Regions from separate parts of the Homo sapiens genome. Here all the other regions are linked to region 2. Evidence: read pairs that join two places in POLR2A ChIA-PET (ENCODE). Cell type or tissue: GM12878. All regions are shown on one strand. Links, peaks and the distances in the headings refer to the core of each region. The heading gives the core; the rest is flanking DNA.

What was found. Peaks named below come from ENCODE experiments on the same cell type or tissue, not always from the same donor. Only the 100,000 strongest peaks of a DNase experiment are listed, where the experiment ranks them.
Region 1: POLR2A ChIA-PET joins it to region 2 with 5 read pairs; 5 of 35 experiments call an interaction of 5 or more read pairs at or near these places.
Region 3: POLR2A ChIA-PET joins it to region 2 with 5 read pairs; 2 of 35 experiments call an interaction of 5 or more read pairs at or near these places.

What each region holds. Positions count from the first base shown.
Region 1 is chr2:191,109,647-191,119,961 of GRCh38, forward strand. All of the region lies in intron 3 of STAT4 (signal transducer and activator of transcription 4), which reads right to left. Among named protein-coding and RNA genes, the nearest start is that of STAT4, 36 kb to the right of the region's middle. In GM12878, for the core only: no CTCF peak of the experiment used is centred there; DNase peaks (open chromatin) are centred at 5,035 and 5,975; H3K4me3 peaks cover 263 bases; H3K27ac peaks cover 443 bases.
Region 2 is chr2:191,014,942-191,025,256 of GRCh38, forward strand. It overlaps STAT4-AS1 (STAT4 antisense RNA 1), which reads left to right and starts at 6,585. Exons shown (of 3, transcript NR_136318.1): 1 at 6,585-6,614. LOC124900514 (a long non-coding RNA gene) reads left to right here and starts at 5,602. Exons shown (of 2, transcript XR_007087796.1): 1 at 5,602-6,403. It overlaps LOC107985785 (a long non-coding RNA gene), which reads right to left. Exons shown (of 2, transcript XR_001739163.1): 2 at 8,199-8,787. RefSeq lists enhancers at 601-650, 5,265-5,714, 5,858-6,475. In GM12878, for the core only: no CTCF peak of the experiment used is centred there; DNase peaks (open chromatin) are centred at 3,802 and 5,460; H3K4me3 peaks cover 2,270 bases; H3K27ac peaks cover 5,000 bases.
Region 3 is chr2:191,202,060-191,212,374 of GRCh38, forward strand. It overlaps LOC105373804 (a long non-coding RNA gene), which reads left to right. Exons shown (of 4, transcript XR_923707.3): 3 at 2,344-2,440; 4 at 5,115-5,199. Among named protein-coding and RNA genes, the nearest start is that of MYO1B, 38 kb to the right of the region's middle. RefSeq lists an enhancer at 2,542-2,661. In GM12878, for the core only: no CTCF peak of the experiment used is centred there; a DNase peak (open chromatin) is centred at 2,562; H3K4me3 peaks cover 305 bases; H3K27ac peaks cover 579 bases.

The DNA of each region.
Region 1 (10,315 bases), core at 2,902-7,901, 95 kb after region 2:
GAGAAGTTTAAACATTTTAATGATCCTTCCTTAATGTTTTAGCTTGCATTAGATTTCTCTTATTCCAGTGGTACTTAGAATGTTTTCATTCTATTATTTCCCATGTCTATCCCTCAAAATGAATCCCACTGTTGGTTTTATGTGATCATTTTTTAACTCAACATGGTCAATTTTCTAAGCACTTCAAGTCTCCAAGGGTCCCATGATGGGGCTCCCTGGCAACTGCGTTGGGCAACTCACAACTGCAGGGTACTTGGTTTACTAATTACCTCCTTTGAGGGAATATCAACGCTCTAGCTAGTCTAAACAGTCCCTTAAGGCTGTTAGGTTTCTCAGGGGCCCCCATTCATTAAGAAAGGCCACAATATGCAAACTCCTGGTTTCCAATATGAGTTGTCACCTCCCACCTAGGATCCAACCACTGCACCTTCCACAGGGCCCTGCATCAGATGCTGGCCGCACAGCAGCCTCAACCACTTGAGGAAACACTACTTCATGTCCCTATGGAAACATGACCACAAAACCATTCCTCAGTCTGCACAAACATAGATTTGTGTTGATGTCAGTGCTAAGAAGAAAAGGTCTTCTTCAGGCCTTTATTCAACAATATTCAGGTTTCAGCTATGTGTCTGGCTCTGTGATCGGTGTTGGGAGGCATATGAAAGTTCCCAGGGAGGCTAAAGTCTTCAAAATAAGGGACATGGGAGGAGCTAGCACTGGGGAATAACATTTGTAAATGTCTTCTATATGCCTTGTGCTCGCACATATCATCTCATTCAAAGCCTACTGTAGCCCTAAGATAGCTATTATTCCTATTTTACGGGCAGGGCAACGGGCTGAGGGAAGCCAGACTTTAGCCTATCTGACATCCACGGGTATCTCTAACACACCATTTGGAGCTGGGTGTCATACTAATTCCAATCTGAAAGTCTGAAAAAGACTTTTCTTTTGTCTTTAAAGTGCTTTTTGTTTCGTGGTATACATGTATCCAAGATGGGGAATTTATTGGCCACTTATAACTATATTGCCAAGGAGAAAATGCATGAATTTCAGTTGATACAACTGAAGTACCGTATCACTGAGTTTCTAAAATTTATAGCACTACATTGAATTATATTTTATTTTTAAATTTTTGTTTGTTTGTTTGTTTGTTTTGAGATCAAGCCTCCCTTTGTCATCCAGGCTGGAGTGCAGTGGCGCAGTCTCGTCTCACTGCAACCTCTGCCTCCTGGGTTCAAGCGATTCCCCTGCCTCAGCCTCCTGAGTTGCCGGGATTACAGGTGGGTGACACCAGGCCCAGCGAATTTTTCTGTATTTTTAGTAGAGACAAGGTTTCACCATGTTGCCCAGGCTGGTCTTGAACTCCTGAGCTCAGGTGATCCACTTGCTTCGGCCTCCCAAAGTGCTAGGATTACAGGCATGAGCCACCACGGCCAGTGAATTATATTTTAAATATAAAATTTCAAATGTAGAATATTACATATAAAAAGCAAAAATATAGATTTTATATGCATGCATGCAAGAGTCAGGTTTCAAAATTAATTTAAGATGGGAGTGATGTCATATCTGGGGTACAATGCCTTATCCTTTTCCTCTCCTCTACTTAACTTCTTATCCCATTCTTTTTCAATTTAGAGATATAGTTAACATTTTAGGAAGACACGCATAACAAGTTTTAAAGTAAATATAAATTAAGAAGCAGAATATTAACAATTTAAGAATATAATTTGCTTTTTCAGTTCTTGAATATTTCGGAGTATAACTTTTTTTCAAATGATCACAAATAAACAAGCTGTAGTATATCCTTACAATGGAACACTACTCAGTAACAAACAGAAATGAACACTTGATTCATGCAAAAATGTGGATGAATCTTGAAATAATTATGCAGAGTGAAAGAAGCCTGTTAAAAAGAAGTGCATGGGGCCGAGTGTGATGGCTCATGCCTGTAATCCCAACACTTCGGGAGGCTGAGGCATGAAGATCTTTTGAAGCCAGGAGTTAGAGACCAGCCTGGGCAACATAGTAAGACCCTATCTCTATGAAAATTAAAAATAAATAAAAAATTAACCAGGAATGGTGGTGCTCGCCTGTAGTGCCAGCTCTCAAGAGGCTGAGTGGGAGGAGTGCTTGAACCCAGGAGTTTGAGGCTGCAGTGAGCTCTGATTGCATTACTGCATTCAAGCCTGAGCAACAGGGAAAGACCCTATCTGTTAGAAAAAAAGAAAGAAGTGCATACTGTATGATTCTAATTGGATTGAACTCTAGAAAATGCACCCTAATCTATGGTAAACAAGAGCAGATCAACGGCTGCCTGGGGCTGGCAGGCAGAGCACGGAGAGGTAGGAGGGAGGGATTAGGAAGGGACATGAGGAAACTTTCAAGGGTGCTGGATATTTTTATTATCTTGATTGTGATAATGGTTTCATGGGTATACACTTATGTCAAAACTTGTCAGATTGTACACTTTAAATATATATATATTGTATGTCATTATACCTCTGTAAGGTTGTTAGAAATTATCATAAACTACATGTTTTTGGAGAAATAAAAAGACAAAATTTGGAGAAATTACCTACATGTATGTAACATTTGGGGTGTAGACTCTGGATTCAAAGAAAACCAAATCATATCCAAATTGTCTCATTTCCTAGCTATGTGACCTTGGGCAACAGCGTGACCTTTCCAAGCCTCAGTTCCCTCATCTGTAAAATGGAAGAAATAACATTACATACCTGCCAGGACTGTTGTGAGGATATAATGAGGTAATGAAAGTAGCACTGTGTACCAGTGTATCTAGTAGTAAATGGTCATCATTGTTCTAAGCCACATATATGCAAATGGATGAATACATATGGGTATATGTATGCATATATATTTTTTACTAAAACATGCCCTGTGGCACAATCTATATGTAGTATAGGATAGTGATGAAACCAAAAGAAGCAATGAATCAATCTAAGAAAAAAGAAGCTTTTGTTATTACTGTTATTACTTTCCCAAGTACGACCTCATTTTTGACAACTTTGTGAGGTGTTATTATTACTCCATTTCTGCAGTGAGGAACACTGAAGCCTAGGGAGGGGAAGGTCGCCCAGTTACAAATGGTAGATGTGGAAGCAGAACAATGACGCTCTGTCTTCAAGTCTAGAGCTCTTTGGACAAACTACAGAAGGAAAATTCAGGATAATTTCTTGAAAGCAATAATTATTCTGTGACTCAGAATTAAACATACAACGTTCAGTCCTATAATAGAGCAAATATATTAAGAAAAAGAATCTTTTAGCCCTGCACTGTACTACCAGTTCACTTTGCTCCCTAGCAGGAAGGGCATTCCCATAGCTCTCTGCTGTTCTTGCCCATCTGGGAATACTCACACGAGTAGGGCAAGTGGGCCCATCAGTTGTGCTGGTCTAAGCTCCCCATGTCTCATTGCTTTCCTGCCTCTGTGTCTTTGCCTACATGGTGTTGCCCACTTGTAACACCTGCTCACACCTTTGCTTATGAAGATCCTGCCCATACAATTACAGCCAGTGCTGGCAGACATTACTGGTGCCACTCATTCATTTGTTCCACAAATTTGTACTGAACAGCAATTATTGCCAGGCACTGATCTCACTGCTGTGAGTAATCACACCGAACAAGCATTATCTCTCCTATTTTTTCCTTCTTTGCATCTGAACTTGTCTCTTAGTACCTATATTACAGTTGTTCCTTTGATCTTGAGAGCTCCAACAGGGTTATAGTTCAGAGCTTGGGACACAGGAGAAAGCACTTTTTCAAATTTATTGGATTGAAGAGAAGGAAAAGTGCTGAATTTGACAGAATGAAACAGCATTGGATATAAATATGCTCAGAAACTTATACAAGGTAGTCAAACTTGAAGAAGGCTGAATTGGTTTAAGAGATTCAAGGAAACTTTTGGCTTCACAGGGAGATGTAAGAAGGCAATTAGGTACCATTAGGGCCAAATTTGTCTTTTGTCATCATGCGGAAGAAAGATTAAAAAGGTTAAAGATGAAATTTAGAGAGTGTTCCGAGTTGGAGTTTCATCAAAAGGAGCAGGGAAATAGGATAGAGAAAAAATAATTACGGAAACCAGTATAAAGAAAATCTGTGAAAATTCCTTATTTTTTAAAAGTACACTTTTTGTACAGGGAGTACTCCCAAGAGTAGCAGAGAACATTACAGAAATGTTACAGAAATAGAGAAAGTGATTTATATAAAGAACATGTTTTCATATGTATCATTTTTGATATGCCTCTCCCTTCTGCTCAACCACCACAGACAGGAGGTTCCCCTAGAGTTTATGGCTGATCAAATCTGATGTTTAAAATACATTGTTTCTGAAGAAAACTGTGGTCTGATCTAAGATGTGATATACAGGAAGCTGCTGTTATAATTTAATCTGGGCCATAATTGTTTTACAACTTAGGTAACTTTTTAGACTTAGTGTATCTACCTGAATTGTGGTAGAGACAGGAATAATTTTCAGTGAACGTAATGAAAAGCTCAATCCTTAAGTGTTATAGTATTCAATACTCAACTGCTAAAATAATTTTAAAGTTGGCCAAGGCATAAAATTTATAGCCTGAAGTCTTGCCAAAATCACGGTAATGAGACCATAAATCAATAGAATGTCCCTAAAAATAAATTTTGCTGGTTATTTGTTGCATACATATTATTATTAAGGTTCCTTGCATATCTAAAATATTATTTTCCTTATGCATATGGTATATAATAAATGGATACTGTGGTACATTTTGTGTGCAGTATAGAATAGTGGTGAAAGCAAAAGAAGAAACGATATATTTAAAAATAAGCATTTCAGTATCGTTTTTCTTACTGTTCTATTCTCACCTCCTCCGTTAAGTTTAACAGGAAGTCACAACTCTCAGTTGCATAACTTGTGTTTTCCATTCTCTGCATATTTTTCAGCTGAGCACTTATTAGAAATATGAAGTCACTTCAAGTGACAACACCATCATGACACCTCCTATCAAAAGTGACGTCACTTTTGTCTATAATCAAAGCACTGGGGCTCTCCTACCAAATCATTTCACTTGCCATAGGGCTACTGCTGTAGATCATGCTTCTTTACGGGCTGCAGAGCTGGGGGCTGCCTTTGGAGTGGAGAGACAGCAATTACAAACGTTGAAGAGGATGGAGTTCTGCTTTCAGTTCAGCTCAGCAGCCACATAATGTATTGTTGAAGCAGTGGGAAGGTATGTTCCTACCCTCGCAGGCAAAATTTCACAGACTTTTATGTGTTGTCATTATTGCCATTGTTATTTTTTTGTTTCCAGAACTGATGTACTGAATCGCATATTAGTTTATGTGATAAAAAAGGTAAATTTGTTTTTTCCCTCTATATTTGGTATTTTGATTTTTTTTACAACAAGTATGAAAGTGTGTTACTTTTATAAACAGAAAAAAGTATCTGTTTTTCAATTCTACCAACACTTATGGAGGGTCTGCTATATGCCACACACTGTGCTGAGTATTGGGAATCCAAAGTTGAAAGAGATAATTCCACCTCCAGGTCATTTCATCAAAAACCCATTCACCAAGAACCCATTTGTCAAGGTGATTCCTGGTCCTTTGTTCTCAAAAACTCACAAGCTAAAAGAAAACACAGACATGTAAGCAGTCATGAGATGTCTGCTTCATTGGTGATGAACAAAGCTATTGTTCAAGGCTCAGAGAGGAAAATAATTCTTTGGAGGTTAGGAATGGATCCAATGAAATAAAGCAACCTTGGTGTCTCACCCTAGGAGACATAGCTTCATAAGAGGGTTGTGGGTTGGATTCCATCACCCACTTGTCCTTCTGTCTGGTTCATTTGTGCAAGACATAACCTGTCAACCACGCTTCAATGCCTTGGAGAACTCTACTGTTTTGAAAACATCTGCTTTGGTCTTGATGCTATCTTATCAGATTCTGCAAAAGCTGACCAGCCATTTCCGTTGTGTCTCATCAGGTCCTTAGTCACCTATGACAATTGGACCGAATGCTCCTCCCACAAGCAAAATCACCATAGCTTGTTTCCAATGAGAATCTTAGGTTACATTAAGTATCTGGGTGATTCAGCTGGTACCTGACCTCAGTCCTCAGAAATACTGACTTTCTGTCAATGCATAGACAGTGAAGAATAAATTTTGTATTTTCCTGTATATGTTATGCCAGGATTATATTCATCAATAAACTTCAATTTGGGAGGTGGAGAAGAGTCCAAAAATGTACTCTTATTCTAAATACTAGGTCCTCTTTCTGACTATTCAAGTAGGGCTACTTACAGAAGGCCAGATACAACTATATCTATTCTACATTACTGCTTACTTCCTGCAGGAGTAAGGTATTAGTCATATGGTACGTTTGGTTGAAATGAACATTATGACCACAGAAAAAACTTAGAATGTGTTGGATTGTCAGAAAAACTTCATTTGCTTGAATTGTGCTCTGATCATTACATGTAATGCTTTGGTAAGGGCCGTGATGGACAAAGTCAATGGTACTCTTCCATTCCCAATGTGAAGCTAAGATCACATATGTACCCTTTGTTCACTGATGCTGACAAGAGGGAATTGGTTTGATAATACAGTGCTTTTACACCTATGATACGACACCACCTTCTCTGCAGAATCATATCACCTGTACATTTCATCCTAAATTAATGCCCTTGTCAGCTGGTCTTGTGGCTGTGCAATTACTTTGCAAGCTAAAATTTAGATAAAGAAGAATCAGCCTAGTTATAATAAAATAGCCCAAGGAAAGTTGAGAAATGCTAATTCAAGTTAGAAAGAAATACCCGAGTAGCCTAGAAAATAATCTTCTAATAAAATCAGTGTAGATTTACAATAAGTTAAAAGGAATAACCTTATAGATTTAGAATTTTTTTAAAAGCATATTGCATGAAATTTAGACAAAGGTGGCATGCTTTGGGAACAGTCCATCCCACTTAACTTTCTCGGTTAAAGCAGGACACCACTGAAGGCTGCTTGAAGACTCAGCTCCAGTATAATTACTTGCAATTACTTAATTACTGTCCTCTTTGGTTCATCACATACCTCATGGGCAGGAGACACCTCTGTCTTACTGCCTGTTGTATCCCAACATCAGAAGTGTTCCTGGCAGAGAAACTCCCCAACATAACTTGTTGAATGAATAAATGACTGAAAGTAAATTTACTCAAATGTCTCAGAAATGACAAGATGCTTGAGGTGGACAGTAAATAAATCTTTGGGAATCCATCGCTTCCACTAAGAAAGCAACTCAAATATCCCTCCCGTTGGAGTGGCAAAGAATAATGAAATATACGTGAGATCTCCATGTGATTCTTTTTGCATTACTTTGAGCAGAGTCTCAATCTTGGCTACATCTTACAATCACCTGGGGAGCTTTACAAAATCCAATAGGAACAGAATCTCTGGAGTGGGGCTGCGCATGGCTAATTTTCAAATGCGTCATTAGGGATTCTAATAAAGCAGGCAATGTTGAGAACACTGAGTGTGGGGTATTCTTTCCCAAACTTGTCTGATTATTAGAATTACCTGAGCTGCTCAGTCCCACAACAAATCAAAAATGGTATCAAGGGATTTTCATCTTTGCCAGTTTGGAAGATAAAAAGTGCTCTTATTTTAGCAGAGAAATACAAGTTTCTAATAGCTTAAGGCTGTTCTGACTTCAAATTTCAAAGACTTGCCATTGCATCTAATTTAGTGCCAACACAAATGTAATTTATTGCATGATTATCTTCCAGAACATCCTCGGGCATTTCTTCTTGTCCTAAAATAATACTTCTACAACTCCCATTAGACTCTATCTTTATTACTGTAAGTCGATTCTCATCTATCTAAAGTAATTGCAGCATGTGATTAAGTGTCAGGATGAGTTGTTTGGACACTAAGTGCTGTGGGAGTGCAGAGGAGAGAAAACTCGATGTGGATTTTAATGACACATAGAGAAGGACATGGGCTGCAACTTGAAGGATGGTTGGGGGAGTAGGAAATTGCATCCTGGGCAGAGGGCATTGCAAGCAATGAGTAGAGTCCATTCTAAGAATACAAAATACCCACATCCTAAATCCACCATTGCTTATTTTTCTTCCGATGCCTGGATGCATCCCTCCTTTGTGAACTCCCTGAATCCTACCTCTCCGAGCCACATTCCCAAATTCCACCTTTGACCTATTCAGTGAGAATTGGAAATGGGGGCTGGAAATCTACACTTTTAACAAGTTCCCCAAGTGATTTTTGTAATGAAACACAAACTGAGAAGGATGTATCTATCTACACTGTTCAAGAGGAAGATAGATGGGACACAGTATCCTCCAAAGAGAACCAAATGCAACAAACCAATGCTTCTATCAAAATAAATCAGACCTGGCGTTTTTCATCTATCAAACTGGCAAAGATTAAAACACTTTATACCACTCAGGTTGATGATGGGATGAGATTTTACGCACTGCTGGTGGGAATGTGAATTGGCACGTTACTAAAGGACAATTTGGCAATTCTTATAAAAAGCCTTAATATTTTTCACACCCTTTGACATAGCAATTTCACTTTTAGAAATTTATCCTAAGGCTGTGGTCTCAACCTTGGCAGTTTATCAGAATCACTTGTGAAGCTTTATGAACTGCAGATTTCTGGGTCACATTCCTTTGAGATTCTGGGATTGAAGTCTGGGAATCTGTTGAATCTGTTTGTTTGTCTTTTAATACTAATATAATTGGGGCCTATTTTTTAAAAGTTCAAGTAATAGAAAAATCAAAAATTGGTGAGATCTTCATCTTTCACTTCCTCCCTTGATTCCCTGCAGGTAATCATACTAGACATTGTTTTGTGTTTTTTCATTTGATAACATAATATAGTCATTATTCCATTTCAGTGTGTTCAGATATAGTTTTTTAATAGTGCTATAAGTTGCATGGAGATACTTCAATTTATTTAATCAATGTGGACATTTAAGAATAGACTTTTTAAGATCATTTTTGCATTTTTATTATGAATAATAATACAATGATCTTTCTTGAATGTATCCTTTATCTATGTGAGAATTTCTGTAGGATAATTATCTAGAAATGGAATTGCTTTGTCACATTAAACTTGGATTGTTATGATCGTTTTTTGAGTTGGGGTCTCACTCTGTAGACCAGGCTAGAGTGCAGTGGCTTGATCATAGCTCACTGCAACCTCAAACTCTTGGGCTCAGGTGATGCTCCCACCTCAGCTTCTCACGGAGCTGGAAGTAAATGTGCATGCCACCACGCCTGGCTAAGTTTTTCTAATTTTTGTTTTTGGAAATATGAGGTATCACTATGTTGCCCAGGCTGGCCTTGAACTCCTGGCCTCAAGTAATCCTCCTATCTTGGCCTCCCAAAGTGCTGGGATGACAGGTTTGAGCCACGATGCCCAGCCGAACACAACTGGTTTCGATGCACAGAGTTAAGACCTATGGTTCTGACAAAATAATCACAAATATGAAAGAAATTTTAACAACAGGTATGTGTACTTCACCTGTGTATACTGGTGAAAAACTAAAAAATTAATAAACGTCCAATTAGTAGGTGAATTAAAATATGCTAAAAAGGGTCCCGAAAGATGGGACACCCTTGGGGTCATTCTTTGCCCTTTGACTTCTTGCTGGTTGATCAGAATATAGGAGAGGAGAATGAGTTGTTTTAGATATCAATTATGGCACTTTAAAATAATTTAAAGTACATGTGAGGCTTTTAATTTCATTGTGCTTATAAAGATAGAATGGAGTAAGAATGGAAAAGGAATGCCCATTTCCAGAGGGCTAGTTAAATTATGGTACATTCATAAGACATGAAAGACTTACCTAAGAGCACTGTAAAGCATTGCTAAGAGAAATTGAAGACCTGAATAAATGAAAAGATGTTTTGTGTTTAAGAATTGGAAGATTCAAAATTATTAAGATGTCATTTTTTCCCCAAAATTATCTATAGATTTAGTGTAATCCCAATGAAAATCCCTGCAGGTTTATTTGTTGAAATTGTCAAGCTACTACTAATATTTATATGAAAATTCCAAGGATCAAGAAAAATCGAGGCAATTTTGAAGAAGAACAAGGTTTCTAGACTTTTACTATCATATATCAAGACTACAAATCTATGGTAGTTATCTATAATGTGGTATAGGTGCAGGGAGAGACAAATAGACTAACATACTAGAGACTCACATAAATAAAAGTCCCCAGATTCATGTCAAAAACACCACTGCAGTGCAATGAGGAAGGGATGATCATTTCAAGAAATGGCTCTGGGTCAATTAGATAACCACATGGATCACTT
Region 2 (10,315 bases), core at 2,992-7,991:
TATGTGCAGTGAGCTCTACAAACTATGTTCAGAACCAAACATCTTTCTCCTCAAACCTGCTCTTTTTCTAGAAATGGCACATGACAGATACCTAGGATTCATAGTTGACATTGCCTTCTCCCTCACCTCGCAACACCTGATCCTCAAATCTTAATTGATTCTTCCTCCTAAATATTTCCCAAGTCTCATTTACTCTGCTCCATCTCTTCTGCTGCCTCCTTCTGCAGTAGATTCCCGAATGGCTGCCTCACTTCAGCCCTTATCTACCTTTTAATCCATTCTCCATACAAGAGTTTGAGTGTTTTTTTTTTTAATTGAAAAGCAGATCATGTCATTTGCCAACCTGAAAATCCTTCCATGGCTTTTCTTTGCTCTTATAAAATTCAGTTTCTTAATACATACTATAAAGCCCTGGTTGCCCGATCTCTTTGTCCAACCCCATAATGTGCCACTCTGCTTTGCTTACTTCAGCATTTAGTTCTTCAAATAAACCACACTCTCCAAACTCAGGGACTTCTCACCCTGAGTTTGGAAAACCCCTTGAGCCAACATCTGCTTCACCCAACTCTTCGCTGGCTAACTCATCTTTTAGATCTTAGTTTAAAAATCTCAGCTTAAATGTCACTTCTCCAGGTAGGCATTGCTGAAGCCAGACAAACTAAATCTTTTTGGACTATATGCTCATAAAATCAATTAGTTCCTTCAAGTAGACGGGATTTGAGTCAAGCCTTGAATAATTAGGCACTTTGGGGTAGGAGAAGGATCTGAATAATTTCCCATGGATATGCCTATATGTGTGTGTATGAGTTTTTTTTCTTTGCACATCTATTTGTTCTTCTTGTCACAAATGCACCCTCACAAAGCAAGTTAGCAGTGAAATTAGACTTCTCTGCCAAGAGATGCCACGGCACCAAAAGTGTCCCTTCTGCTCTTACTCACCCAAGAACCAAGACAATGTTTTACTGTTCTCTGAAAAAAGCTGTATTAATCCATTTTTAACGCTGCTAATAAAGACCTGAGACTGGGCAATTTACAAAATAAAGAGGTTTAATGGACTTACAGTTCCACATGGCTGGGGAGGCCTCACAATCATGGCGGGAGGCAAGGAGGAACAAGTCACATCTTTCATTGATGGCGGCAGGCAAAGAGCTTGTGCAGGGAAACTCCCATTTTTAAAATGATCGGATCCTCGAGACTCATTCACTATCACAAAAACAGCGCAGGAAAGTCTCGCCCCCATAATTTAATCACCTCCCACCAGTTTCCTCCCATGACAGGTGGGAATTGTGGGAGTTATCATTCAAGATGAGATTTGGGTGGGGACACAGCCAAACTATATCAAAAGTTGACTCTAGGAAGGGTAGATTACATGTTAAAAATTTTTTTTCTGGTACTATAAAACTTGCACAGATATTAGCTTCAATATTGATGAAGGAATGGAATAATCCTAACATCTGCAAATAGGATTATTTGGCACTCCAAATCCCAATTTGGATCATCAAGATCTGTGGATGCTTCCTTCCCTACCCCCCTTTATTTTAGCATCCACAGCAATACCTACCATAAGCCTTCATCACTTGAGAATTGGAATGCTATGCTAATCTCTAGGTATACTACCTTTTTCTTGTCTCTTTCTCCTTCACTATATTTGCCAAATTCAATTCCTTAAAATACTGCATTGATATAGTCATTCCCTGCTCAAAAGCCTTAACAACTCTCCTTGCACATATGATAAACACAAATGTTGTCTGCTAGTCTGGATCCTCCACAAAATGTTTCTTTCCTTCTTTCCAGCCTTTTCTATCATTGTCGCATTTCCCAACTAACCTCGTCTAGCTCCAGCACTCCCCCCATGCTTTTAATTTCCTGATTTCTGCCCCTTTGTACATACTGAATGGCAAGTCTTGCTCCTCACTCTCTTCACTTACCAAATTCTTATTCACCTGTTAAAGCCCAGCCCAAATACTATATTCTCTTTCTAGAACCACCTCAACCTGTAGCAATTAATCTGGGGTCTCTGAATGACCAAATAATATATGTGTCTCTATTTATTTGGACAATAACTATACACTCTCTAATATTATGGTTTTTGAAGTGTCCAATCCTTATGCCTCCAAGATTCAATATTCCTGAAGGATAAACTATTTATATTTTCTTACTGTATAACATATTGACTGCTTCAAAAAGCAATCAAACCAAAGCCAAACAAAAACCTAGAAATCCAGAATTTGACAGATACAAATGTGTGACGGTTGCCTTATAACAGTCAGCTTGGAAAGCTATATCTATATATCAACAATGTCAGATTTGCAAAAGACACAAAACTAGAAAAAACAGCTAACACTATGTCTGTAGATTGTACTATTTTCAAATCTCTTCTGTCCCTTCCCACTGCTTGCCATGGTTCACTAAGGGTGGAGTATACCTCTCTGTGTGCTGTAACTCTGACCTTGGCTATGTGACTTGTTCTGGATAAAGGAATATGAACAGTTGTGATGTATATACCATCTGTCCTGAAACTGCGTGTTCTTTGTAATCAACTTGTTCTTGTGTGCTCCTTCCCTCTGCTAGGAGACAGCATGCCTCAGGTTCCCACGCTAAATCAAAATTCTAAATAATCTAAATATTCTAACGGACTGCTGCTGGTCTGAAACCAACTGGATACTATGTATGTATGTATATATGTATGTATGTATGTATTGATGACAGAGTCTCGCTCTGTCGCCCAGGCTGGAGTGCATTGGTGCAATCTCGGCTCACTGCAACCACCGCCTCCTGAGTTCAAGCGATTCTCATTCTTTAGCCTCCCAAGTAGCTGGGATTATAGGCCTACATCACCAAACCCGTCAAATTTTTTGTATTTTTAGTAGAGTCAGGGTTTTGCCATGTTGGCCAGACTGGTCTCACACTCCCGGCCTCAGGTGATCTGTCTGCCTTGACCTCCCAAAGTGCTGGGATTACAGGTGTCAACCACTGTGCCTGGCCTCAACTGGATAACTTTTTTTTTTTTTGAGACCAAGTGTCACTCTGTCGCCCAGGCTGGAGTGCAGTGGCGCGATCTTGGCTCACTGCAACCTCCCCCTCCTAGGTTCAAACGATTCTCCTCCCTCAGCCTCCCATCAACTGGACAACATTTAAAACAATAAATGCAACTACTTGTATTGGATTTAAAAGAGCAACAAATGACAGGGTACACTGTCACCAGCAATCAATCAGAAGCAACAGGTAAGGTGAAATTTCCTATTTGCCACCCCTGAACTGGTGTACAGACAAAGGAGAGTCAAGGACAGTGAGGAATCCAGAAAATACTATTATATGATGAGTAACTGATGTGAAGTCACCGGAGTAACTCATAAGTTCACATGATGTTACAGTAGAAAGACTTAAGAACTACTCCACACTTCCCATTTGGAGGAACTGTATTTTGCTTGGAGAAAAGACAGTATCATTCCTATTCTTCACTCACTGTTTCTTTTATACCCAAATCATCCAGTTCTATTTACTTAGTTTATCTGCCTTGTTGCACAAAGCATTTTAAAGCAACTTATAGCAGAAATATCTACAATAACTAGATAAAGAATACAGTACAGCCTGCAAACCAGGGCAAAAAGATATCAGTTACGTAGTTTTCATTATATGAAACTGAAACTAAGAAGGCTCTCCTGATCAATGATTTTCAATAATGGCCAGATTATTCCCTGCTCTGTTATTTCCCCACCTTGCAGCAGATGTGACATTGTGACATTTAGAGTCTAGGCCTCAAGAGGCCTTACACACTCCGCTCTCAAAACCCTGCCCAGCCTCCATGAGAAGTCCGGCTAGCTTGCAGGAGCATGAGAGACCACACAGACCACAGTTGAATCACAGTAGTTGTTCAAGTTTAGACCTCAGATTTATGAGAGAACCCAGGCAAGATAAAGTGGGGGCCTGACCCAGGTGAACTGAACTCCCCAGCATACCCTAGACTCACAAGCACTGATAAATGGTTGATGTTTTACCAAAGTTTTGGGAATAGTTTCGTCTGTTATGCAGCAATAGATCACTCATAAAGAATTTATGAAATGAAGCAAAACATCCTACAACTGAATTCTAAAACAAGTAAGTGGAACTTAATTAAGTGGAACAGGTCCATTGCCCTTCCCAACCATGGGAATTTCCCCTGGAGTCTCTCATCCTTAAGGAATACTTTATCTGTGTCCTTACCACATTCCTATTAAAAAAAACTTACTGGCTCTGTGCTTTCTTTACAGCCTTGATCTATTTCAAAATGACAGCTACAAATCTGATGAACCAATCTGTAGTAATATGTTTTAACTTTCCCTCTCCTTCCAGCTACCATTTTGCATTTCAGCTATATTGTCCCAATGTTTCTAATAATGTTATAAGCTAAATATCTGATAGTAGGAATTTCTAAAAATTCCAGTCAATGCCTCTTCACCTCTCCTCCTTTCTGTAAGGCTTGCTATTATACTGTGAATGTCACTTCATCAGTGTAAACTGTATTTGTTCATCTGTAATATAATAGAATTGAAATAAAAGATTTCTATCATTTCTTGTAGTTCTCTGGATTTGGGTTTTGTACAGTCACTTACCTGTCTTGGTGTGTGTATTTTCTTTCCAGTTAATAAGTACAAGAGGCCTCCTACATAGCAGCTGGTTAAAATGCAGGGATGCATATCACGGTTTGAACAAAACTGCAATATGTACATGACATATTTCATCCCAATATGGAGGAAAGCTATGAATACTTTTAGGAAAATGGCCATATGCAAGCAAGCTGTGTTCTTTACATGAAGGAAAAATAACACATCGACCAGAATTATATTGACGATTATAATGTAGGGAACACAATCTTTTTTTGGAAGTTTTTATAATATTCTTGAACTTACAGAAATCTGCTATAAGGAAGTGATCAGATATAGATGAAAGATTTATGCAGAATGATGTTCATAGCAGCTTCATTAGTAACAGTGAAAAATCAGAAACTGAATTTTCCAACTGTCAGTTAAAGCACAATTCATATAGTAGAATATCAAAGTTAGGCTCTCAAAGACTATTTAATTTCACATTGGAAAATATCCACGTATAAAATTAAATGAAAATGAAGGAAAGAAAACATAGACAGTATTATCCTATTATTGTAATAATATATAGAAATGTAAATAAATGGAAACAGAGAGGGAGAAGGAAAAATACTCTAAAATGTTAATGTGTCTGGGTAGTAAGATATGTCTATGTAATTTATTTTCAGTGTTTACCATGAGCACTATCACATTCGCGGTCAAAAACCGCTCAGGAACGCTTTGGAGCCCTAGCTTTCCGAGCGCAGGTAGAGCAGCCCGGGCCCGCCCACGCCCCTGGCTTTGCGCGGTGCAGTTTGAACCGCTTCGGAAACAGCTGGCCCGGCGCGCGCGGCGGGAGGGACGCGAGTGCTCGGAAGAGCCGCCCCACGTGCTTTCGGGGAAACTGCCCGGGAGCGAGAAGGACTGGGATTGAGAGGAAACCGAAAAGCGAAAGTTAGAGCCTGCGGGAGCAGTACGCAGGCGCAGCACGCAGGCGCAGCGGGGCTTTCCCGCAGCCCGCTTCCTCCCAACGGTTTCTCCCTGGCGGCGGGCGCACTGCTCGCACGCTCGCCCTGGGGCTGCAGATCGGCTTGCGGGACGGGGTCCCAGAGAGGCCGGTCCACGCGGCCCGCACGCGCGAGTGTTAGCTCTGCACACGACGGAAGGCGGAGGCGCGGGTGGCTGCCGTTTCACCTTAGAGGGAGGGAGGGAAACGTGTCCTGATTTCTGCACCTAAGGTGCTGGAAACCTTACCCTTGCACTTCCACCGTTTCTTTCCTTGTCCTGAAAAGGTCTCTTTTACCCGCTTCACTTCGCTATCTACACAGTTTGCACTTGCACTGACTCAGATCTTGTCCTGTCTGGTAAGCTGTGACCCTCAGCCAGCCTGGGTAGCTGCCCTTGAACCAGAGGTTGGGGTCTGGCAGTTTCTATAGGCGTCCTCAGGCTCGGTCTGCAAGGGGCTTGCCTCTTTCTTCTGGGGTCTTCTCGCCCCCATGCCTTCTCAGTTGTGGTGATTATACCAGAAGGAACGTGGGAGAAGTATAATGGAGAATGCTTAGTCACTGGACAATGATTTCGAAAGTTCGGCTGGCTGAGGAAACAAGAGTTTTGTGTAATGTCTGTGACTTACTCAATGGTTCTAGGAGGCACGAGACTGAGTTTCTTTGGGCTCTGCTCGCCTACTCTTAAGGGGCTCTACCTTCTTAGGGTGAACTCGGCACCCACCTAGAACCTCCAGTGTGTGAAAGGGCCTACCTACCTCATTGGGCCCCAACCTCCAGCCTCTTGTGAGAGTGACGACCAGCCCCAAAATGGCTGCACACAAACAAGACCCTAAGGTACAGAGTCCTACTATGCAAATAGACGTTTATTTTCCCCTGTTAGAACAACACAGGACCAGCTATGTAATTTGCAGGGAGGGCCCGTTGCAAAATGAAAATGTGGGGTCCCTTACTCAAAATTAATGAAGAATTTCAAGAAGGCAACAGGAGAGCATGAAGCCAAGCGTGGAGCCCTTCTGAGTGCCTGCCCTGTGGAAGCCAGACCTAGGTGGGGAATTTGGGGGCATTTCTTGTATAGCAACCTTGTTCGATGTTCACTTAAATGAAGAAACAAATTTTATAACACCACTCACCTGTTTAAAAGCCTCTGCTGGCTTCAATTTGCAATAAGAATCCAGGGCCCGCCAATTTGGGCTCACCTACCCCTCTTACTCATCTTATCTCACCCCATACTTCACTAGGCTCCCCTCAATCCCCTTAGCCTCTTTCTGTTCCTCAGATACCCCAAGTTTTTACCTGCCTGAGCCCTATGCATACATACACTGGTCTTTTGGGATGCTGTTTTCCTGACTGTGTTCATGGACTGCCTCCTTCCCATTCTCTAGGTCTCAGTTCAGTCATCATCTCCTCAAAGACACCCTCATTGATTGCTTCTTCCAGTGACTGTATCACACTTGCAATCCTCATAACACTTGTTAAACCTATCCCTGTTTATTATTTGTCTGTTTTCATCTCTCCTCGCCAGCGTGTAAGTTCACAACAGGAGGGAGTTTGTTCTGTGTTAACAGCCTTTTCCATCCAGTATTCCATGAGACAATTCAGTCTAATCCCCCAGGGTATCTATGTGTGTAATGAATTCCCTGCTCTCCTGTATATCTAGAATGTCACTGTATGCCATCCCTGGGAGAACTGAGAAAATCGTCAAGCAAATCACTTTCTGTGTCTTGTGGTTCAGAAACCCTGGTTAAGCAAAGCAATGCCTGATACAGGCATTTTCAAATATTTCAAAAATATTTTTTGAATGAATAAATGAACGTCACTGACCAACACTGAGATCAGGAATCACAGGTTAATTCAGCCATTCAGATCTCAGCACTGGCTCTAAGACCTATCGAGCCACAATTGAGGGGGGAAGAGAATAATGAGCATGCATAGCGCAAAAAACTTCCCTAAAGGACTTTTAATGAGAGCTCTACTCCTTCACACCCCTTCCAACCTCTCCCCTCTCTCTGCCCTCTCTGGACGGCAGAGTTCTTTCCGTTTGCGGCAGTCTATCAGTCTGTGAGATGTCTAAGAAGATGACTGTCAAGCCTGACATAAGAGTGTTGTGGAGGACTTTTTTTTTTTTTGAGTCGGAGTCTTGCTCTGTCGCCCAGACTGTAGTGCAGTGGTGCCATCTCGGCTCACTGCAAGCTCTGCCTCCCGGGTTCATGCCATTCTTTGTGGAGGACTTTTACTAGGGGCAGAAGTAGTAATGCCCTTGAGTGTAATGGAGAGTTTAGGGGAAATTTCAGGAACACTTGGTTCATCTATGAGTAGGTAGATGTCTAGGATGTTAGGCATGCATGAGATAATACCTAGCATCAAAGGGAAGTTAGAGTGAGCTTATAAACTGTAATTCTAGACAATGTCTATTGGAAGTTCAGGGTGAGGTAGGGAGGAAGTCCTCTCTGTGTGATCAAAAGCAAGTGTGTTTTGGTTAATCAGGATGAAGCATAACATTGGGGGCTGTTTCATGATTTTAGAGTTTGGAGCTGTTAGGAAGAGAATTTCAGCTTAGTTTTGCAGGCAGCCCAAGGAGCAAAGGAAAGGAAGGAACTAATGACTGTTCTTGATGTGTCCAAACACCAAATCATTAATAAATATTTATTCAGGGCCAGATTGTACTAGATTCCAGGGATATAACTGTGAGCAGGGCTGTCTTGGTCCATGTACATACAGAGCTTGCTTAGAGTCTATTGAGGAAAATAGATGATATCATTTACACCAAAGGAGATAAGCACTGTGCCGGGGATGTAGAGGATGCTATGGAGGAAGCGTGGCATGACCTGAGCCATGCGCACACATGCGTGTGTGTGTGTGTGTGTATGTATGTGTGTGTGTTTGGCAGGAAGGCTTTCCAGAGCCTGAAGAATGCGTAAACATTATCCAGGTGCAGGGATATATGGGATGGGGTTGGAGAATTGAGAGGATGTGGCAGGGGAAACAGAGAGAACATGGGCCATCAAAGAAACTGAAAGTAGTTCAGTCAGTCTTGTGTGCAGATGTTTTGGTGGATAAGAAGCTGTTGGGGAGGAGTGAAGAGAGATGAGTTGAAGACTAAGAGGGGACTAAATAATACGTGACTTTGGAAAGATCTGTTGCGAATTGTGGTCTTTATCCAAAGCTGGGATTCTTAACTAGTTTTTGTGACATGGACCTCTTTGGCAGTCTGATGAAACCTGTAAGTTTTTCAGAAAATAATGTTTTTAGTTGAATAAGATAAGATGCATAAGATTCAAAAGAAAACCAATTACATTGAAATACTGATATCGGGCCAACTTTGTGATATATTAAAACCAACTTTGTGACATAGTAATATAAATGATTCTTTTTTTTTCTTTTTTTTGAGACAGAGTCTCACTCTGTCACCCAGGCTGGAGTGAAGTGGCATGAGCACGGTTGGCTGCAGCCAAGACCTCCTGGGCGATCCTCTCACCTCAGCCTCCAGAGTAGCTGGGACCATAGGTGCATACCACCACACCTGGCTAATTTAAAAAAAAATTCTATATATATATATATATATATATTCTGAGTAGAGATGGGGTCTCCTTGTGTTTCCTGGACTGGTCTCAAACCCTGAGGCTCAAGTGATCCTCCCACCTCAGCCTCCTAAAGTGTTGGAATTACAGGCATGAGCCACTGCACCTAGCCATGCACTTATTTACTAATGGCATTAAATAATAGGATTTAGCAGTGGGTCCAATTAATGCAATTTCAAAATTGTGCTTAGCATAAACAATATTTTGAGATGACTTTAATAATTATAATATGATATAAACGTGGTATGGGTTATGGTTTGCTGCCCATATAATTGAAGGAAATTAACTGTAGTTAGAAGTTAGTGGAAGTAAAACTGTAACTTTTGCCATCTAAATTCATGAGCCCTTTGAATTCTGTCCATACACCCCAGACAAGAACTGCTAATGCAGAGCATCATGAGCCATTCAAAAATTTTAAGTAGGGAGTGAAATTATCCAATTTAAGTAGAGCCCTCTGTCTACATATGAAGCTGCATGAAATTGTTTTTTATATTTACTGTAAGGAAAGAGAGAATGTCCTTCCCCATGTTTTTATGGCATCCTCTTTGTGAGTGCTCTTGTAGAAATCTTCTGTCTTATAGTGGTGGTTATACAACTATATGAGTTTGTCAGAATTCATAAGCTGACACACCCAAAAGGGTGAATTTTACTGTATGTAAATTATATGCCAATAAACCAGACTTTAAAAAGTGCATCAATAAAATCAATAAATGTTCCTGGTCAATTTGGAAAAAAAGATATCTTTACTCTGTGTCAGAAATTGGAGTATGTGTGCACAGAGGCCAAATGCTAAGCGTGGACTGTCTGTCTACAGCTAGAGCAGAATACTGGGATGGCTTGACTTTTAATTCTGTTTCTTTTACTGTGGAGAGTTGCATGGGCCTCCCAAACTGCATGAGGTAAAGAAAAATCCCTTGAATTTGCCAGAGGTATATTCATTCTTTATGATTCTTTGGTGGGGTGGGGTTCTTGCCACCTTAGATTTTGATGAAATTCATTGGCTAGTTGCCTTCTTTCAGCATTTATTACAGATGAAGGCATTGATAATCAGAACAATTAGTTAAAGTGATTCTTTAAAATAAATTTGAATAGTCATTAGCAAAATATGTATCTGTGATTGATCTGGGATGAGTGAAAGGAGAGGTGAAAATGTGATTAATATTTTGAA
Region 3 (10,315 bases), core at 2,454-7,453, 190 kb after region 2:
TTGAATCTGCATGTCACCACTTGCTGTCCATGTGGCCTTGGAAAGTTACTCCTCTCTCTGACTCTGTTCTGATCTGTCAAACGAGAATATTGATAACTACCTTACAGAGTCATTATGAAGATTAACATGAAAAGCACTCAGCACCCAGTTGGCTCACAACAAAGGTTGATTGTTATTTTGAAGTGTTAAATGTCCCATCACCATTTATCAACCAGAGTCTGTGTTCTAATTTACTGTACCGGATGCTGTCCAGTAGTTGTGACATCTGGGAAATTCCTCCAGCTCCTCTGCATTGACTCACAGAATTCACAACAGGAACAGACATGAAAACTCACCATAATCTTTTAAACTAAGTAAAAACAACTAAGACTGGATAATGTAGGCAATGTTTTTTATCTACATAAGCACTGCACTCGATTAAGTCCTCTGAACTATTCTCCTAGCATCAGTTGAGCAAACTATACCCATAGCAATTTGGCTGGTAAAAAGTTAACTTGGGAAAAGAATCTTAAGTACCTTCCCAGCTGTGTTCTAATTGCATGTTTAGAAAGAGTATGCATACATTTTTTAGTGTGGTAACATCAAGGATAGATGTTGCTAAAGAGAATTTTAAGTGATTCATGCCCTGTTTTCTTATTCAGGAAAGCTTTTTCTAACTTTCTTCTGATAAGCCTACAGAAATAAAAGAGAATATGGCAGAGGAAGGCATTAAGAATTAAAGTCGGGAAAGTATTCAAGAAGTTACCCAGTTTATTTTTTGAGTTTCAGACAGAAGGGTCTAGCCTGACCCTCATAAGGATCAGATGAGGCAGATGGAGGCACCTCGTCTCTCAACCTAAATTCTTAGTGAAGTCCCTTATGGCTCAGCTGCAAGCCTCCTGCCACAGGACACGCACATTTCCTCTAGTGGGTTTGGGGGTGGAGAGCAGCTGGTATCACTCTCTTCATAATTACCCCGTATACTTAAAGAAGACAATTGAGTCATCCTTTATCCTCTTTTTTTCCAGGAAAACATCCAGTTCCTTAAAACTTACCTCATAGGTTCTGTTTTCCAACACTTTAATCATTGTGTCTTTTGTGTGCCCTGGCCAAGTCCCCTGCTTCCTCTTAGACCTGGACCTGGTCCCTGAACAAGGACCTGACTGTGCTGACAGGAATAGGAAAGCCCCCCTGTTTCCACACTCACTTGTAAGCCAAGAAAGTAGGGAACAGCCATCCCTGGCATTATTCCAGATGTGGGAAACTCTGCTGTCCACAGGGACAGGCAGGAGCATACACAGCATGGGTGAGGATCGTGTCAGAAGGAAGAATGTGCACAGCCTGGCCAAAGAGGCCGGCCCTGCTTGGTTACAGTGGTCTGCTGCCCTGAGGCACATTGTTGCCAGGTCTTCTGATTTTTCTAGAAAAGTTCAAAATCTGGACTTTAAAAGTATCTGCTTTTTTTTTTCCAATGTTGTCTACCCTCTCAAAAATATTTAAACAATCTGTGGGCAAATAAAACATGTCTGGAGGCTGAATCGGGTTCCTGGGCCTCTTAAGAAATTCTATTCTATGGCTGCATAGTATTCCATGGTGTATATGTGCCACATTTTCTTAATCCAGTCTATCATTGTTGGACATTTGGAATACTATGCAGCCATAAGAAATGATGAGTTCATGTCCTTTGTAGGTACATGGATGAAATTGGAAATCATCATTCTCAGTAAACTATCGCAAGAACAAAAAACCAAACACTGCATATTCTCACTCATAGGTGGGAATTGAACAATGAGATCACATGGACACAGGAAGGGGAATATCACACTCTGGGGACTGTTGTGGGGTGGGGGGAGGGGGGAGGGATAGCATTGGGAGATATACCTAATGCTAGATGATGAGTTAGTGGGTGCAGCGCACCAGCATGGCACATGTATACATATGTAACTAACCTGCACAATGTGCACATGTACCCTAAAACTTAAAGTATAATAAAAAAAAAAAAAAAGAAATTCTATTCTAGTTAATGTAGTATAAACAAAGGCCAGTCAGGTGTGGGTGGGAGCCTGGGGACAGGTTAGGAACACAGATAGAAGGGCAACTCATGTTTAGCAAGAAACAACCATAATAATGAACAGCTGTAAACACTCATTTAGATGAGGAAAAAAGAATTATTAATAAAGTATTGAAATAATTACCATTTTAATTCAGTGCCTGGAGTATAGTAAATGTTCAATAAATGTTTGCTAATAAATACCTTGCTTTTTAATATTGTTTTGCCGTTATGAAATACTTTATAATTTCTCTGCTTCCTTAGAACAACCTGAGAGGTAAGACTATTATTCTTCCCATTTTCATTACCTGCAGAGGTCATGCCCCTAGGAGCAGCAGAATGAGAGCTTCAATCCGCATGCTTGATTCACTATTTCTCCCTCTTGGATCTTGTCTTCCCAAAACCTTACAGGTGGGTATCAGTGGACACCTGGGTATGTAATGTGATCTGAGAGCCCACCCTCCCCTCTTTCCTACAAAGAACCACTTCTCACACGTAGTTAAAAAACAAAAACAAAACTGAAAGCAAATAAAAGGATCATGAAAATTAGGAATTCCCCTCTACTCTCCTCCAGCCACCAAGCTCTACAGGAACTCTCTAAAGACAATCCCCTTTTACTTTTCTTTATTATTATTATTTGTACAGACAGGGTCTTGCTCTGTCGCCCAGGCTACAGTACAGTAGCACGATCATAGCTCATTGGAACCTCAAACTCAGGGACTCAAGGATCTTCCCACCTCAGCCTGCCAAGTAGCTGGGACTACAGGTGCTCACCACCACACCTGGCTAATTTTTTAATTTTTTGTGGAGACGAGGTCTCACTATGTTGCCCAGGCTGGTCTCAAACTCCTGGGCTAAAGTGATTCCCACAACCTTGTCCTCCTAAAGTTCTGGGATTACAAGCATGAGCCACCACACCCAGTAAAGACAACTCTTATAATCAGCCTGTGTAAATGTATAGGTATTTTATGGGGTGTATGTATGTGTTTCTGTGTGTGTGTTGGTACATAAACGGTAAGATTTTATAATTTATTTTTTTTCTTTTTTTCTTTTTCTTTTTTTTTTTTTTTTTGAGACGGAGTTTTGCTCTTGTCACCCAAGCTAGAGTGCAATGGTGCGATCTCAGCTCACTGCAACATCCGCCTCCCAGGTTCAAGCAATTCTACTGCCTCAGCCTCCTGAGTAGCTGGGATTACAGGTGCCCACTGCCATGCCCAGCTAATTTTCATATTTTTAGTAGAGACAGGGTTTCACCATGTTGGCCAGGCTGGTCTCAAACTCCTGACCTCCTCTGAAACATGTGCTGTGTCCACTCAGGGTTAAATGGATTAAGGGCGGTGCAAGATGTTTTTGTTAAACAGATGCTTGAAGGCAGCTTGCTCGTTAAGAGTCATCACCACTCCCTAATCTCAAGTACCCAGGGACACAAACACTGCAGAAGGCCGCAGGGTCCTCTACCTAGGAAAACCAGAGACCTTTGTTCACTTGTTTATCTGCTGACCTTCCCTCCACTATTGTCCTATGACCCTGCCAAATCCCCCTCTGCGAGAAACACCCAAGAATGATCAAAAAAAAAAAAAAAAAAAAAAAAAAAAACTCCTGACCTCAGGTGATCCGCCTGCTTCAGCCTCCCAAAGTGCTGGGATTACAGGCGTGAGCCACCGCACCCGGTCTCTTTGCTTTCTTTTAAGTTAAGACTGTAATTGGAATAACTTTCCACATCAATACATATGGAACTGCCTTCTTTTTAACCAAATCCTTGATGGATTTAGGTTTTAGTCTTTTATTAATAATGTTTCAGTGAATAACCCTCACTGTGCATCATTTCACACATGTGGAAGTAAATCTATGGAATACAGTTAGAATTACTAGATTCAAGGATGTGCAGGTTTTTAGTTTTTAAAAACTAAATTGCCAAATTGCCCTTCATAAAGCCCACATTATACCCTCACAATCAATGTATAGAGTGCTATCATCCTATTTCATAAAAACTTTACTTTTCGGTTTATTCATCCACCTCCACGCTCACACACTCAATAGCCCCAAACTGTTCAGCTTCTGAAATGCAAAATTCAAACGTACACCTCGTCCATAACTTTTATCCAACTACTCCCATTACACCCCCACGCCTTCCCCAGTAGTTGGTTGCTGCATTCCCTTCCTCTTCCCATCACACCTAGCTCTGTGATCTGTCACTTCATCCTGAATCAGGCCAACCATTGCCACCTCCAAGCCAACATCCTAGCTACCAAGTGCTCCTAGAGAGAAATTACTCCACCTGGGCTGCTCCAAATTCATATTCCCCAACCTCACCTGGGCCCTCCGCACTGCTCCTTGTGATCAATGCTCCCTTCCCCGGAAGAGTTTTCAAAGCTTTCCATTCTCCTCGGAACTCCCTCCCCACCAACGGATAGCCACCCTTCCAGCTTCCTCGGGGAAATGATAATCCCATTTTTCTTCCCCCTCTCCTCCACTCTTCCTCTCTCCCTTCTCCTTTCCCTTATCATTTAAGCCTCTTCTAGCCTCTGTCATCTAAAAAGCCTCTCTCTTGACTCTGCTCTACCTCTTCCTGTCACTCTCTCGCCTCTCGCCCTGTTCACGGCCTCACTTCCTGTGAGAGAATCCACGCCGTGATTATTCCACCCCATCTCACATTAGTCTCCAAACCTCTGAAGTCTGACTTCAACCATCACAATTAAACTTGCTCTCGTATGCACCCAGTAAGCTGACAGTAATTACTGTCAACCTTCTGCCACTTGACCTCGCTGCAGCATTGGACACTCTTCCATCCTCCTTCATGAAACGGCCTTTTGTTCCTTTAGCTTCTGGCGCCTCATCTCTTGCCACTCACCACCTCCTGTCTGTGCTGCAGCCTTATTCAGCTCTTGACACTTCCTCATGTGGTGGATGGGGTGTTGACTCCTCAACTCTCCGAGTGATTAGTCTAAACCAAACATAGTGATCTCACTCCCCTAGCTAGCAATTTGATCCGGAAGAAGTATGTGACCCAAGCCTGGCCAATAAGACATGAGAAGTTGTCTGCTTGGGATCAAAAGAGATTTTTTTATTATTATTATTCCTAAAGGGTCATGTGGGAAAGACAATATATCTTCTTATGCCGAGGATGGAGCAGAACACAGGGAGGAGGGAAGAGCCAGGACAACACAGAGCAGAGGAGCTCAGCCATGTGGACTCTGCCTGAGGCCACACTGCAGAGGACCTCTTGTTATGTAAGATCCTAAATTGGCTCATGGCTTAGCCAGCTTGAGTGAGGCTTTATTTGCTTGAAGGCATTTGAACCTATACACCATATTCACCTCTCCATTTGTATGTGTTGTTTCTTCTGCCTGGAACCTTTTTACGACCATTTATCTCCTCTTTCCTACTCATCCATGAAGCCTCAACTCAGGCATACTTCTACCAGGGGGCCATCTATGGTCCCTCAAGAGAAGGCATCTTTCCTTTGTGCTCCTATAGTACTGCGTGAGAACAGAAGTATAATAACTTACTTGGGCCAGTGTGGTGGCTCATGTGGGTAATCCCAGCACTTTGAGAAGCCAAGGTGGGGGAGAACTACTTGAGACTAGGAGTTCGAGACTAGCCTGGGCAACAAAGCGAGATGCCCCCCAACCCTGTGCATTTCTATACAAAGTAAAAAGAAAAAAAAATAGCCTAGCACAGTGGTGTGCACCTATAGTTCCAGCTACTTGGGAGGCTGGGGTAGGAGGATTCTTTGAGCCTATAAGTTGGAGGCTGCAGTGAGCTATGATTGTGCTACTGCACTCCAGCCTGGGTGACAGAGCAAGATACTGTCTCAAGAAAAAAAAAATTACTTGAATATAACTCCCACTAGACTGTAATTCTTTGAGGAGGAAGATGACTTTTAGCACCCAACACAGTGCCTGGCACATAGTAATTGCTCATTAAATATCTGCTAAAAGAATAAATATTACTTTCATTGATCTAACCATCACTTTTTATGGTAATAACAATATTGGCAAAGACTCATGGAAATGAGCACTTCCCACACTCATAGCTGATGGTAGAATTTTTCTAAATTGCAACTTGACAATATGTTTTAGAGTACAAAAAAAAGTATGCCAGAATGCCACTTCTAAGAATTTATCATTACAAAATAATCAAGATTTATTTATATATATGTGCAGGACTGTCTTGTTCTTAATGGCGAAGCATCAAAAGCAATCTACAACAGTAGAGTGGACTGGTTAAATGAATTCTAGTATATCCAAATACTGCAATACTATGCAGCCAACATTTTGTGTTTCTGAAAAATATTTAATCATTTGGGAAAATATTTACATTATATCATTAAGTGAAAAAGCATGTAACAAAAGCTATAACCAAGTGTGGTTCCTATTTTTAAAATGTACATGAACAAAGAAGACTAAAGTAAGGAAGAGTGGCTGACACCTGTAACCTCAGTTCTTTTGGAGGCTGAGGTGAGAGGATCACTTGAACCTAGGAGTTTGAGACCAGACTGGGCAACATAGTAAGACCCTATCTCAACAACAACAAGAACAACAGCACAATCAGCCAGGCATTGTAGTGCGTGCCTATAGTCCCACCTACTAGGGAGGCTGAGGTAGGAGGATAGCTTGAGCCTGGGAGGTCAAGGCTTCAGTGAGCCATGACTGTGTCACTGCACTCCAGCTTTGGTGACAGAGCAAGACTCTATCTGTGAAAAAGAAAGAATGAAAGAAAAAGACTAGAAACTGTGCACTAATATTTCCATAGTGGTTGTCTGAATGGTAGGATTGTAATTTTAATTTCTTCTTCATGCTTTTCTAAATTGTCAATAATAAATATGTATTTTTAAAAGCTGTTAATATTAAGAATAGAAAAGAAAGGTGAGAAGAAGGAAGGAAGAACAGAGAGAGGTGAGAAGAGAGGAGAGAAAGAATAAGATGGGACTCTGAATCAGGATAATTGAGTTTTAATCCTAGCTTTACCATTAAGAGGCCATCCAGTTCAGGCTAAGTCATTTAGTCTTTATCCCTCATATCTCACTCAGCAAATGGGAATAATAATATTTACCCTACCTTATGGAATTTTTTTCAATACAAAAAAGTATATGAAGGGGCTTTGAAAAAAATGTATATATTTTGTAATATCAGATGGCATTTTTATTCACACAGATACTGTTTAATCACAGCTACCCTTTCTATAATTTAAGCCCTTAAACACATTTTTTATCTAAATATGAAATCTAATCCATTATTTCCTATGTGGTTTTCCAAGCATTTGAGAGATGTCAAGAGTTTCATTCAGTCAATAAAGGTGTCTGTTTTATTGAAACAAAAAAATAAAAATTTCTTCCACTTACCAAAATGTCTGTAATCCCCATCTTCCTCATTCCTTTAAGTTGAAATACTGATTGTTGCATGCCAAAATAAAAAGTTATATAAAAACTGGAGCATTTCTTTCATGCTTTACATTCTGTAAGATAAAACATGTGACCAGTGGTTTGTAAAGAGAATAGAGAAGATGCCTTGAAGAGCTAAGTCATAGATCACCACTTTGGGGAAAAGTACTTTCCATTTCAACGAGAGAATCTGAATATCCAGAGGTTATCTTACAACCTCAGGTACTTGGAATTACACAACTTAATAGCATTTAATATTCTCTATGGGTTAGCCTCAAACTGCTGTTATAAGATTATTATGTAAAACACATACTACCCTTCAGCCAAACTGGAATACATTAGACTCTTATTGCTTGAAAATATAACATTTATTTTGTATTTTTGCCAATCAAATAGGTATAAAATGGTATCTTATTGCATTCTTGATTGGTATTTCTCTCATCACTAATGATACTAAACATATGTTTGTATGTTTGTATTTGTTTCCTTTTCTGATAAATGTCTTTTATTATCATTTCTTTTTCTTATTTTGTGTATTTTTTCTTGTCGATTGGTAGAATCTATGTATTCTTGATACTAATAATGTGTCTATTGCAAGTATCTTTTCTCAATTTGACATTTTTCTTTTTATTTTAAGATATCTTTTGATAAACAAAATATATTAATTTTAATACAACTGATCAATGTTTGTAGCAGACATTTTTGAATAATCTTGCATATCTTTCCCTATCCTAAGGACTAAATCATATTTATTTATATTTTCTAATATGAATTTTAAGGTTTTATTTTTCAAATTTAAGTCCTTAATCCATCTTGAGTTGATTTTTGTATGTGGTAAGAGTAGGAATATAATATCACTTTTTTGCATATTTTTATTTTCCTACTGACCTGATATACTACTTCTGCCATCATCAAATTTTGATTCACGTGGAGGGATGTTTCTAGGCTCTTTATTCCACTGGTTAATTTGTCTGTCCCTTCACAAATACAAACTTATCTTAGTAACTGTAGCCTTATAATATAATCCTTATATCATTTTTTTAGGCACCTTAGGGTTTTCTATGCAGACAGTTATTGTGCATGTGTGTTTTACCATCTTCCTTTGATATTCTGTAGCCCTCTGATTTTCTTTTCTTCCCTTATTACATTGGCTAGGACCTCCATTATGATATTAATTAGAAATGGTAACAATGGACACCTTTACCTTGTTTCCAATCTTAGTGGGAAAGTATTCAGTTTTTCACCATTATGAATGATGTTATCTATAGGTTCTTTGTAGATGGCCCTCATCAATTTGAGGAAGTTCCCTTCTATTCCTAGTTTGCTGACTATATTTATCATGGCCCGAAGGTGAACTTTTTCAAATGCCTTTTCTGTATCTATTGGGACAGCCATATGGTTTGTTTTTTAATACACTTATGTGGTGAATTGCATTTATTGATTCTTGAATGTTACAGTATACTTACATTCCTGGTATAAATTCTACTTTTTCATGATGTATTATCTTTTAAAAATATGATTAAAATATGACTGAATGTAGTTTACTAATATTTAAAAATAATTTTACATTTATTTGTCTTTGTAGTCTATTTATCCCATCTGTTCTTGGATTCTTTTTTTCTTCTGCCTAGAAAACTTCCTTTAACAGTTCTTGTAGAGAACATCTATCTGCTGGTGATGAATTCTCTCAGGTTTTGTTGGTCTGATTTTCTGGATATAAAATTTTACACTGACAATTTTCTTTTTCTTTCAGTACTTTAAAGATGTCAAATCATTTTCTTAGTCTTATGTAGTTTCTGACAATGAGTCAGTTGTTTTCTATCTTTGTGCTTCCATGTCTTCTTTCCCCTCTATGCTTACTCTTCTTTTTTTTTTCTTTTTTTCCTTTTTTTTAAAATTATTATTATACTTTAAGTTTTAGGGTTTTCTGTCAGTGATTTTCAGAACTTTATAATGTGCCTTTGTGTAGTTTTTTGTTGTTGTTGTTGTTTACTCTGCTTGTGTTTGATGCAATTTTAAAATATGATTGTTTATACTTTTCACTATATTTTATATTTTTTAGTCATTGTTTCTCTAAACTTTTTTGTCTCTCCATGTCTCTCCTCTCCTTCTGGAATTCCAATTGCATATATTTTAGAAAACTTGATATTGTCCCACAGATCAATGATACTCTGTTATTTTTTTCTTCAGTCTTTTTGTTCTCCATGTAGTTCATTTTGGATAGTTCTGTCTTCAAATTAACTAACCTTTTCTTCTGAAGTATCTTGTCTCTTAGTAATCCCATGCAGTAATGTGCATTTCATGTATTATAGTTTTCACTCCTAGAAGTTTAATTTTGATTTCTAAAATATCTTGTATTTATCTTCTTATCATTTTAATGTTCACATTGGGGACTGCATTTGGAGTCTCATACCACAAGGCTCAGTTTGGGCTTTTTCTCCCCACACTATGGCCTGGAATCTCGTTCTGAAATAATCACAGAGGTTACCCTGACTATTGTTCAGTGTCTAAAAACCATCAAAGTATATATATTTGCCTGTTTTTTTAGTGATTTAATGCAGGAGGGCAACCCAGTCCCTGTTACTTCATTATAGCCATAGCCATCATTTGGGAAATATATTTTTGCTGGGTATAGAACTCTAGGTTGACAATATTTTTGCTTTCAACATGTTAAATTATGTTTTGATTTTCAGCAGGTTAGAGATGTTATCTTCTGGCTCATGGTTTTGACAAGAAATTAACTATTATTCTGTTTCCAGTGACTTTTATCCCTGGGAATAGGCCAAATTTTCCTGCTGCTTCTCATGTCTAGTATTTTTTATTGGATGCTGGACATTTTTGTTCTACATTCTTGTATGTCTGGATTTTGTTTTCTTTCCAATTTCTGTCTCCTCAACTTCATG